3 separate regions of the Homo sapiens genome follow, and regions 2 and 3 are each linked to region 1. A link is a contact called in ENCODE Hi-C or POLR2A ChIA-PET data. All regions are on one chromosome and are shown on one strand. Each heading gives the region's core, a stretch centred on a gene start or an enhancer-like site at or near the end of the contact. The rest is flanking DNA. Distances are from core to core; before and after follow the strand shown.

Region 1 (2,873 bases), core at 248-2,747:
CAGGCTGGTCTCAAACTCCTGACTTCAGGTGATCTGCCTCCCTCAGCCATCCAAAGTGCTGGGATTACAGGTGTGAGCCACTGTGCCTGGCCACCAAAAACTCTTTAGATTTGCCCTTTTGAGGCTATTTTCTAGATCCCGTAGGCATGCTTCATTTTTAGAAATTCCGTTTTCTTTTTTCTCCTGACTTGGGTGTTTTCAAATAGTCTGTGTTTGAACTCACTAATTCTTACTTCTCTGCCATCAATTCTGCTGCAAAAGACTAATACATTCTTTAGTATGCCAATTGCGTTTTTCAGCTCCAGAATTTCTGCTGGAGTCTTCTTACATGTTTTAATCTTTGTTAAAGTTATCTGATAGAATTCTGTATTCCTTCTGTGTTATCTTGAATTTCTTTGAGTTTCCTCAACACGGCTATTTTGAATTCCTTATCTGAAAGGTCACATATCTCTGTTTCTCCAGGATTGGTCCCTGATGCCTTATTTAGTTCATTTGGTGAGGTCATGTTTTCCTGGATGGCGTTGATGCTAGTAGATGTTCTTGAGTGGCATTGAAGAGTTAGGTATTTATTGTAGTCTTCACTGTCTGGCCTTATTTGAAGCTGTCCTTCTTGGGAAGGCTTTCTAGATATTTGAAAGAACTTGGGGCCGGGCACGGTGGCTCATGCCTGTAATCCCAGCACTTTGGGAGGCCAAGGCGGGTGGATCACGAGGTCAGGAGATCGAGACTATCCTGGCTAACATGGTGAAACCCTGTCTCTACTAAAAATACAAAAAAATTAGCCGGGCGTGGTGGCGGGCACCTGTAGTCCCAGCTACTCGGGAGGCTGAGGCAGGAGAATGGTGTGAACCTGGGAGGCAGAGCTTGCAGTAAGCCGAGATCGTGCCACTGCACTCCAGCCTGGGCAACTCCATGTCAAAAAGAAAAAAACTTGGGTATTGTGATCTAAGCTGTATCTGCTTTAGGGGTACCCCAAGCCCAGTAATTCTGTGGTTCTTGCAGACTCATACAGGTACCACCTTGATGGATTTGGACAAGATCTGGATAATTTGTGGATTACCAGGTGGAGACTCTTGTTCTCTTTCCTTACTTTCTCCCAAACACACGGTCTCGCTGTCCTGAGCCACCTAAAGCTGGGGTTGGAGTGAGTGACACAAGCACCCCTGTGGCCACCATGACTGTGCTGGGTCAGTCTTGAAATTAGGACTATGCTGGGTCTCACCCAAGGCCTGCTGTAACTGCACTCTGGCTACCTCCCATGTTTGCTGAAGGCCCTGGTGCTGTGCAATCAGCAGTTGGCAAAGCCAGCCAGACCTGCATCCTTCCTTCAGGGCAGCAAGATCTCTAGACCCCAGGTGGGTCCAGAAGTGTTGTCTGGGAGTTAAGATACTAGAGCAATACTTTTTGTATTGTGGCTGAGCTGGCATTCAAACCACAGGACTGGTACTTCTCACTCTTTTTCCCATTTCCACCTCACCTCGTAGCCACCGCCACCCCCAGGCCACAAGGGGTACTGCCAGACTCACCGATGTTTCTCTAAGGCCCAGTGTCTCTGAAGTCAGCTTGTCATGAACGCTCTGTTACCTGGGACTCACCCTTCAGGGCAGTGGGCTCCCCTGTGGCCCAGGGCAGGTCCAGAAATGCCATTTAAGAGTCAGGTCTTAGAATTAGGGACACCCAAGAATCAACTGGTGCTCTACCCTGCTGTGTTTGTGCTGGTACCTAAGCTGTAAGACAAAGTTCTCTTTACTCTTTCCCTCAGCTTTTCTCAAGTAGGAGTTTTGCCCCATAGCCACCACAGCTGGTAATGTGCTGAATCTCACTGAAGCCAGCAAGTCTCAGAGGCTCAACTGAGGCCCTCAATGTAGTACTTGGATATCGCTACTGGTTATTCAGGGCCCAAGGGCTCCTCAGTTAGGTGATGAATGCTGTCAGCTCCTGTCTTCTGGCCCAGGGTGTGTGTAGAAATGTCTGGGAGTTAGGGCCCTGAACAGGGGACCTCATGACTCTGAGCGGTGCCCTGTCTTGCTGTGGCTGAGCTGGTATCCAAGATGCAAGAGAGTCCCCCCCACTCTTCCTTCTCTCCTCAAACAGAAGGAAGGCATCTTTCTTGGAGCCCTGAGCTGTGCAGCCTGTCGAGGGGAAGGGGTGATGCCAGCACTCCATTGGCTGCCCCGCCTGGTGTCTCAGTATGTCTCATTCCCTGCTTCCTGTCCCCCTTCCCACCACCTCTACTGTCTTGGTGCCCAGTTCATTCATTACTAAGAATCGGTTAAGAGTTGTAGTCCTTACGGCTCAGACTGCCAAAAAGTTTACTTGGAAACATGGAGTGCTGTAGCCCTCCATGGTGAGGCTGGTGGGAACTCAAGTTGGGACTCCTGGGATCGGCAGTTGCCCTCCGCTTTAGGGCTGGTTTAAATGCTCCCTCCCTGGGTGGGAGTCACCTGGGTTTGATCTGGTTTTCTTTTCTGCTCTCACAGGACAGCACTGAGTTCAGTGGCTTGCAGTTGCTGTGTTGTCCCTCCCTCAGCACCGAGAGGCTCTAGGCACCAGGCCTTTTGCTGCTGGCTGGGGGAACAGGAAGTGTGCGTAGTTGCTAATTGAGGACTGTTGTTTCTCCCTTCAGTGATACGCAGTTAAAACCAGGTACTATGAGTACTCACCTGATTTTTGTTTTTTATGAAGGTGTTTCAGTTAAAACCAGGTACTATGAGTACTCACCTGATTTTTGTTTTTTATGAAGGTGTTTTTTCTATGTAGATCTTAATTTGGTATCCTTGTTGGCGGGGGCATGGGCATGATCAGTGGAGCCTTCTATGCTTGCTCTGCCTCCCACCTGTTTTCAGTCTAAAAAATCAGTGGCAGCTGGGCGC
Region 2 (2,873 bases), core at 202-2,701, 410 kb after region 1:
ATGCATATAAATAGCACAAACCTAAGTACTAAAATATAAAAACATTACTGGGTATGCGAAACACCAAATAAGGACAATAGTCACCACTATAAAGAAGAATGGGAGAGTTTAGCCGTCTTTTATTTTGAAAAATTCGACATAAGTCTGGCAAATGTTAACACTGTTTAAAGTTGAGTAGTGAATATATAGGTATTATCTTACTCTCTACTGGTCTCTGTGTTTAAAATATTTCACGATAAAGTGGGAAAATGGTTAATTTTACATAAAAAGAACTTTAACAGATGCAAAAAATAAAACCTCTCTCATTCGACAAGCAGCCTAAATGGGGAAAAAAGAACCCACTCAAAAAAAAGGTAGCAGATAATGTCACCGTGGCTTACCAGCCTAATCAAACTTATTACTTGTTATGTATATATCCTTATTAAACTAAGTCGTTACTGTGTTAAAGCATTTTAGTGTTTAAATAAAAGATTTCAGAATACAGCAGAAATACATTCCAATATGTTGGGGTTTTTACGCTTAGGAAAACCTACAATAGTAGGTGATTTGACATTTGAATCACACCTATCTGAATTAAGATGTCCAGCACTACCAAACAAAAGCCACACGAGGCCACGAAACACTCCCAACTCTGCATGTTTTAGCCTTTTTAAAGTCCTAGAAACCAACTGATACTGATTAAAAACCAAACAAAAAAAAAATACAGGCCTCAGAAAAATACACTATTTTGCACACAAAGTCCATCCATAGGCCTCAGATCTAGAACTCCTGCTTTAAAGTTGCTTCTCCAATCTCGATCCGAAACACTGGCTGAGTTATGCTGGAAAAGAATGCAAAGTGTACGGGGCTTGAGTTCCTGTTGCGTAAAACCTTTCCGGCTTTCAGCAACTTCTCGAGAGGTTAACACCTTTAAGGAGAGACTTTGCTCCCTGTCGATGCCGTGGCTGGACAAATGCCGCTCTCAACTGCTACAGACCAAAGTCTACGCTTTAAAGATAGAGAAGCCATTCTGTCAAAGTGAAAACAGAAGCGGTAGGTAGGAAGCCGCCCCCCTTTCTTTCAAGCACAGAGACCCAGAGAGACGCCCAGGAGCTCCCGAAAAAAACGTTGCTGATTAGAGCTGCCGGGTCAGAAACAGCTGTGAGACACTAAAGTCCCCACTGGTAAGCGCCCCAGCTCCACCTCGGCCCCTATCCCCAAGGTTGGGTATTGGTTAAAGGGGGGAAGGGAATACCTCCACTAACAACCGCTACAACCGCCTCCTGCCAAGTCCCCGCTCGGGCCCACTAAACTCACAGCCTGAAGAATCCCACACTCACTGGAAAGTGGGGCCCGGTCCTGGTCCCGGTCCGGCTCCCGGAATTCGGCGGGTCTCCCAGGGTTTGGGGGGAGGTGGCGGCTGGGACGCCATCTCCTCCGCCTCCTCTCGGCTCCCGCTCCTACCCCTGACTGTCCAGGCCCGCGTAGACCAGCACCTGGAGCGTAAGACACAACGGGCAGAACACCGAGCCGTCCACCCCGCCCACCCTTGCAGTCAGGACAAGGCTTGAGTTACTTTGCCAGCTGAATCCATACAGCGGGAGGATGCCACTAATTTGTAGGAAGAAACACGCTCTTTGTATTTGCCCCAGAAAGAGCTGCCTTTCTAAACCTCAGGGTAAAGGCTCATCGATATTTCTGGTAGCGGCTACAACTCCCTAGACGTCGGAGTCCCACCGAGGCTTTTCTGGGAGTGGACCAGTCGGGCTGGGAGTAAAGCCGCACGCACTCCTTCGCTCGTGGGGGAGGTAGGGTGAGGTGGCAAACCAGGCAGTTTTTCGGATTTCCTCTACAAACAAGAAGGGAGAAGCTCACTTAGTCCTAGCGAGAGCGGGCTGGTACTTTTGTTCTAAAACGCACGTTTCCTCGGGGAACAGAATTGCTAGACGCAATAGGTGCGTTGTCTTTAGTCTTCCCTCTTCCCTTCGAGGGCCGGAAGGGGTTAAATCTCAGGCTCCGGCGTCTGGGGAGAAGGTGAGGCGGGTAGGTAAGAGGTGAAGGAGTGCAGACTGGGTGCAAAAGAGGTGTGGCGGGAGAGAGTTCGTTTCTCTCCTGCTGGAGCGGCTTTGTTAGCAAAGGAGGGGTGAGTGGGAAGTTTGTTGCACCTGACCGAAGGGGGAAGGGCTTGCTTGGCGAAAACTGAGGCTTGAGGTTAGATCTCGGGATGAACTTTTCAAGAGTCCACAGTAGATTCCAGAGCTGAATGTTTCAGAAGCCCAGTGAAGTGTGATCACCTCTTTCTCCGTAAATCCACACCCCCAGCCCCACGCCGCGTTACGAATGACACCCTTCGGTAGGGAAATGAGTTTTAAAAGATCTTAGGATATGAGACTCAGTCTGGTCATTTCGCTAGTTTTTCTTATACCCTGCCCCTTTTCTCGTTTTCGATGACTGGTTTTTGTAATCGTCCAAGAGGTGAAAATAAAGTCCTTCCTCTCCTCCAGTAAGCCAGAGACTGGGCTAGTTATCCTTGATTTGGGGAGGAGGGATTCAGTCCTCCTAGGGAGCCTGACACATGAAAGGCGGCTTTGTAGCAACTTGTTACAGAGTTATTTCTATAAAACAAACACATAAACGAAAAGCAAACATCTTGAGGGTAACCAACACTGGAAAACTTACATTGTGGAATGCCTTTCTCAGGGCTTGCTTTCAAACATAATAAATCTAATATGGACAACCGATTTCTAATATCTTATGAAATCCTGGCATTTAATTATCTCACGATGAAAAAACCAAATTTAAGACGTAACGTATTTTCTCCTTTTAATGTTAACATTCTTGAGAAGTTGATAAATTGTTGGTAGGTGAAAATGATGTTGAGAGGTTTGTAAATT
Region 3 (2,873 bases), core at 117-2,616, 350 kb before region 1:
GTGGCAGGTGCCTGTAATCCCAACTACTTAGGAGGCTGAGGCAGGAGTATTGCTTGAATCCAGGAGGCGGAGGTTGCAGTGAGCTGAGACTGCCCCATTGCACTCCAGCCTGGGCAACAAGAGTAAAACTCTGTCCTAAAAAAAAAAAAAAAAAAAAAAAAAAAGGGAAATCTTTGCCAAGACTTTCTTTTTTTTATGTTTTCATTTATTTCAAGGATGTTTTGGAATATTTTTATAACACCTACTTTAATGTCTTTGTCAGATAATGCCAACATCTGTGTCATCTTAGTGTTAGTGTCTATCAATTATCTTTTCCCAGTTTAGATTTTTCTGGTTTCTCAAATGCTGAGTAATTTTAGATTGTATCCTGGATATTTTGAATATTATGCTACGAGACTAGAGGTTTTGTTTAAATCCTGGAGTGAATGTTGACATTTTTGTGTTAGCCATAATCAGTCAGGTTGGGATTAGACTGTAAACTCCAATTAGACTTCTCTAGGTTGTAATTTTAATATCAGTTCTGTTTTTAAAGGCTTTGCAGTGTTATTTGGATCAGTCCTGAATGTTCTTGACCCAGTGGTCAGTCAAGGTCTGAGGCAGGAACTGTGTAGTTCAGTTCTCACAGCCTGTGGTACAGTGTTGAGGATCAGATCCACACATGTACAGCTTGGGAGTTACCTCAGAAATCATAAACTTTTGCTCCTTCCTCTACTCAATTTCCTAGTTTTATCCCAATTCCTTGGGGCTCCCTTTTATAGTTCTCTGATCAGAAAACTTGGGTTTTGTTTTTCATTTTATTTTTGAGACAGAGTCTCTCTCTGTTGCCCAGGCTGAGGTGTGCAATCTCAGCTCACTGCAGCCTTGACCTCCGGGCTCCAGAGATCCTCTCACCTCAGCCTCCTGAGTAGCTGGGACTACAGGCACGCACCACCACACCCAACGGATTTTTGTATTTTTTGTAGAGACAGTGTCTCACTGTGTTGCCCAGGCTGGTCTCGAACTCATGGGCTCAAGTGATCCTCCCACCTCGGCCTCCCAAAGTGCTGGGATTATAGGAATGAGCTGCTGTGCCCAGCCAAGTACATACGCTACTTTTCTGTTCACTTTCCGTAACTACGCTTATGTCTGGAGCGAGGCAGTGGGAGGACAGAGATGAAAAAAGAAAGCAGTGGGGGTTTGCCATTTACCCTACTCTGATTTTTGGGAACACAGCACCTCTGATCAGAGAGGAAAGTTCTCTTTTCTCAAAGTTTTAGGCACCTGCCTGCTCCTCTTACCATTAATGTCATTTTCACTTCTGCTTTTATAGGATTACTTGAGGTTTGGGTGCTAGAGAATGGAGAAAAGAAAAACAAAACAAAACAAAAAACAAAGCACATGAGATTTCCCCCACTTTGTCTGTATATTAGGAAACTCTTTTTCCACCCCTCAAGCCAGATCTAGAAGCCTTCTCCTGGAGCTCTTTCTGTCCACACTGATTTGGACTTCAGGCTTTTGGGCTGCACAAGTCCAGACTAGGGATATCAGAGGGGAAAAAATGGTAAGCTCTCTGCATGTTCAGTGGTACTTCATATTCATGCCTTCTTCTCCAACCTTTCTGTTTCGATTTACTTTTCAGTCCTCAAGTTTGGGAGCCATGCATTCTTTCCAGGTTAATAGCTACATTCAGTAGGAGAGATAGGTTGGGATTTGCTCACTCCATCTTACTTGGAACTAGAAACTTCCTAAAGCAGTGATGTTACAAGAAGATAATTTGAATTACAGTTTTCTAGTTTTACAATATTTTAAAGCTGATTGAATATAAATAATTTAAAAATATATTTCCAGGCCCAAATATTAACATTATAATTTAAACTACTGGATCCATCATTGACCCTTTTAATAATTGGAAGGTTTAAGACTCCCACACTCAATATATTAGAAAAATAATACATTCATGTTCATTCTCCCATTTTTTGTGTTTCTCTTTCAATATAGCACATTTACTACTAATGCTCATTTATCCCATCAAAAATGTCACATAAAAACTGGAATAATTCAGAAATTTGGAGTGGGATTCATTTACGATTTATAAGTTACCTGGTAGAGTTTGACTTATAAGAAAGCACATTGTGAGGGCCGGGTGTGGTGGCTCACGCCTGTAATCCCAGCAATTTGGGAGGCCAAGGCGGGCGGATCACCTGAGGTTGGGAGTTCGAGACCAGCCTGACCAACATGGAGAAACCCTGTCTCTACTAAAAATACAAAATTAGCCGGGCATGGTGGCACACGCCTGTAATTCCAACTACCCGGGAGGCTGAGGCTGGAGAATTGCTTGAACTTGGGAGGCAGAGGTTGCAGTGAGCCAAGATCACACCATTGCACTCCAGCCTGGGTGATAAGAGTGAAACTCTGTCTCAAACAACAACAACAACAGCAAACAGTACATGGTGAGGCTAGGTGCAGTAGCTCATGTCTGTAATCCTATCCCTTTGGGAGGCTGAGGCAGGCAGATTGCTTGAGCTCGGGAGTTCGAGACCAGCTGGATAACATGGTGAAACCCTGTCTCTACAAAAAAAAAAGAAAATTAACTGGGCATGGTGGTGTGCACTTGTAGTCCCAGCTACTTAGGAGACTGAGGCAGGAGGATCACTTGAGCCTGGGAGGTCGAGGCTGCAGTGAGCCATGATGGTGCCACTGCACTCCAGCCAGGGTGACAGACTGAAACCCTGTCTAAAAAAAATTTTTTTAAATAAAGTACATAATGAAACATATATAAGGTTTAGTGTTAGCTAGGATTTGGCTCAGCTTTGAATGATGAAAAAAGAAAAACCCAGAATAACTGTAGCTTACATCATATATGTCTATTTTTCTCTTACATAAAGTAGGAAGTA

What was found. A loop is a pair of places that touch in the nucleus more often than their neighbours do. ChIA-PET counts read pairs that join two places held with the same protein, here RNA polymerase II (POLR2A). Pooled maps may share reads with other maps.
Region 2: a loop to region 1 is called in a pooled map, with 2.5 times the contacts of the local background. The contact joins the promoter of PEX13 here to the enhancer-like site in region 1. A Hi-C loop is called at or near these places in 2 of 50 pooled maps. POLR2A ChIA-PET finds 5 or more read pairs at or near these places in 2 of 52 experiments (HCT116 and activated CD4-positive, alpha-beta T cell).
Region 3: a loop to region 1 is called in a pooled map, with 2.7 times the contacts of the local background. The contact joins two enhancer-like sites. A Hi-C loop is called at or near these places in 1 of 168 maps with a recorded cell type or tissue (gastrocnemius medialis), 2 of 37 single-sample maps with no recorded cell type and 9 of 50 pooled maps. POLR2A ChIA-PET finds 5 or more read pairs at or near these places in 3 of 52 experiments (GM12878, OCI-LY7 and naive thymus-derived CD8-positive, alpha-beta T cell).

Annotation. Positions count from the first base shown.
Region 1 is chr2:61,425,100-61,427,972 of GRCh38, reverse strand. The region is part of intron 1 of USP34 (ubiquitin specific peptidase 34); the gene reads left to right. Among named protein-coding and RNA genes, the nearest start is that of SNORA70B, 9.2 kb to the right of the region's middle. RefSeq lists enhancers at 768-1,445, 1,446-2,123, 2,124-2,801. Within about 2 kb of position 1,497, at least 10 of the 41 ENCODE cell types and tissues checked have a DNase peak (open chromatin) inside an H3K27ac peak, as active enhancers do; they include OCI-LY7, where a contact is called at or near this core.
Region 2 is chr2:61,016,298-61,019,170 of GRCh38, reverse strand. PEX13 (peroxisomal biogenesis factor 13) reads right to left here and starts at 1,451. Exons shown (of 4, transcript NM_002618.4): 1 at 1,320-1,451. The coding sequence starts at 1,411. PUS10 (pseudouridine synthase 10) reads left to right here and starts at 916. Exons shown (of 18, transcript NM_144709.4): 1 at 916-1,163. RefSeq lists an enhancer at 995-1,044.
Region 3 is chr2:61,774,569-61,777,441 of GRCh38, reverse strand. No RefSeq gene overlaps it. Among named protein-coding and RNA genes, the nearest start is that of FAM161A, 78 kb to the left of the region's middle. Within about 2 kb of position 1,366, at least 3 of the 41 ENCODE cell types and tissues checked have a DNase peak (open chromatin) inside an H3K27ac peak, as active enhancers do; they include OCI-LY7, where a contact is called at or near this core.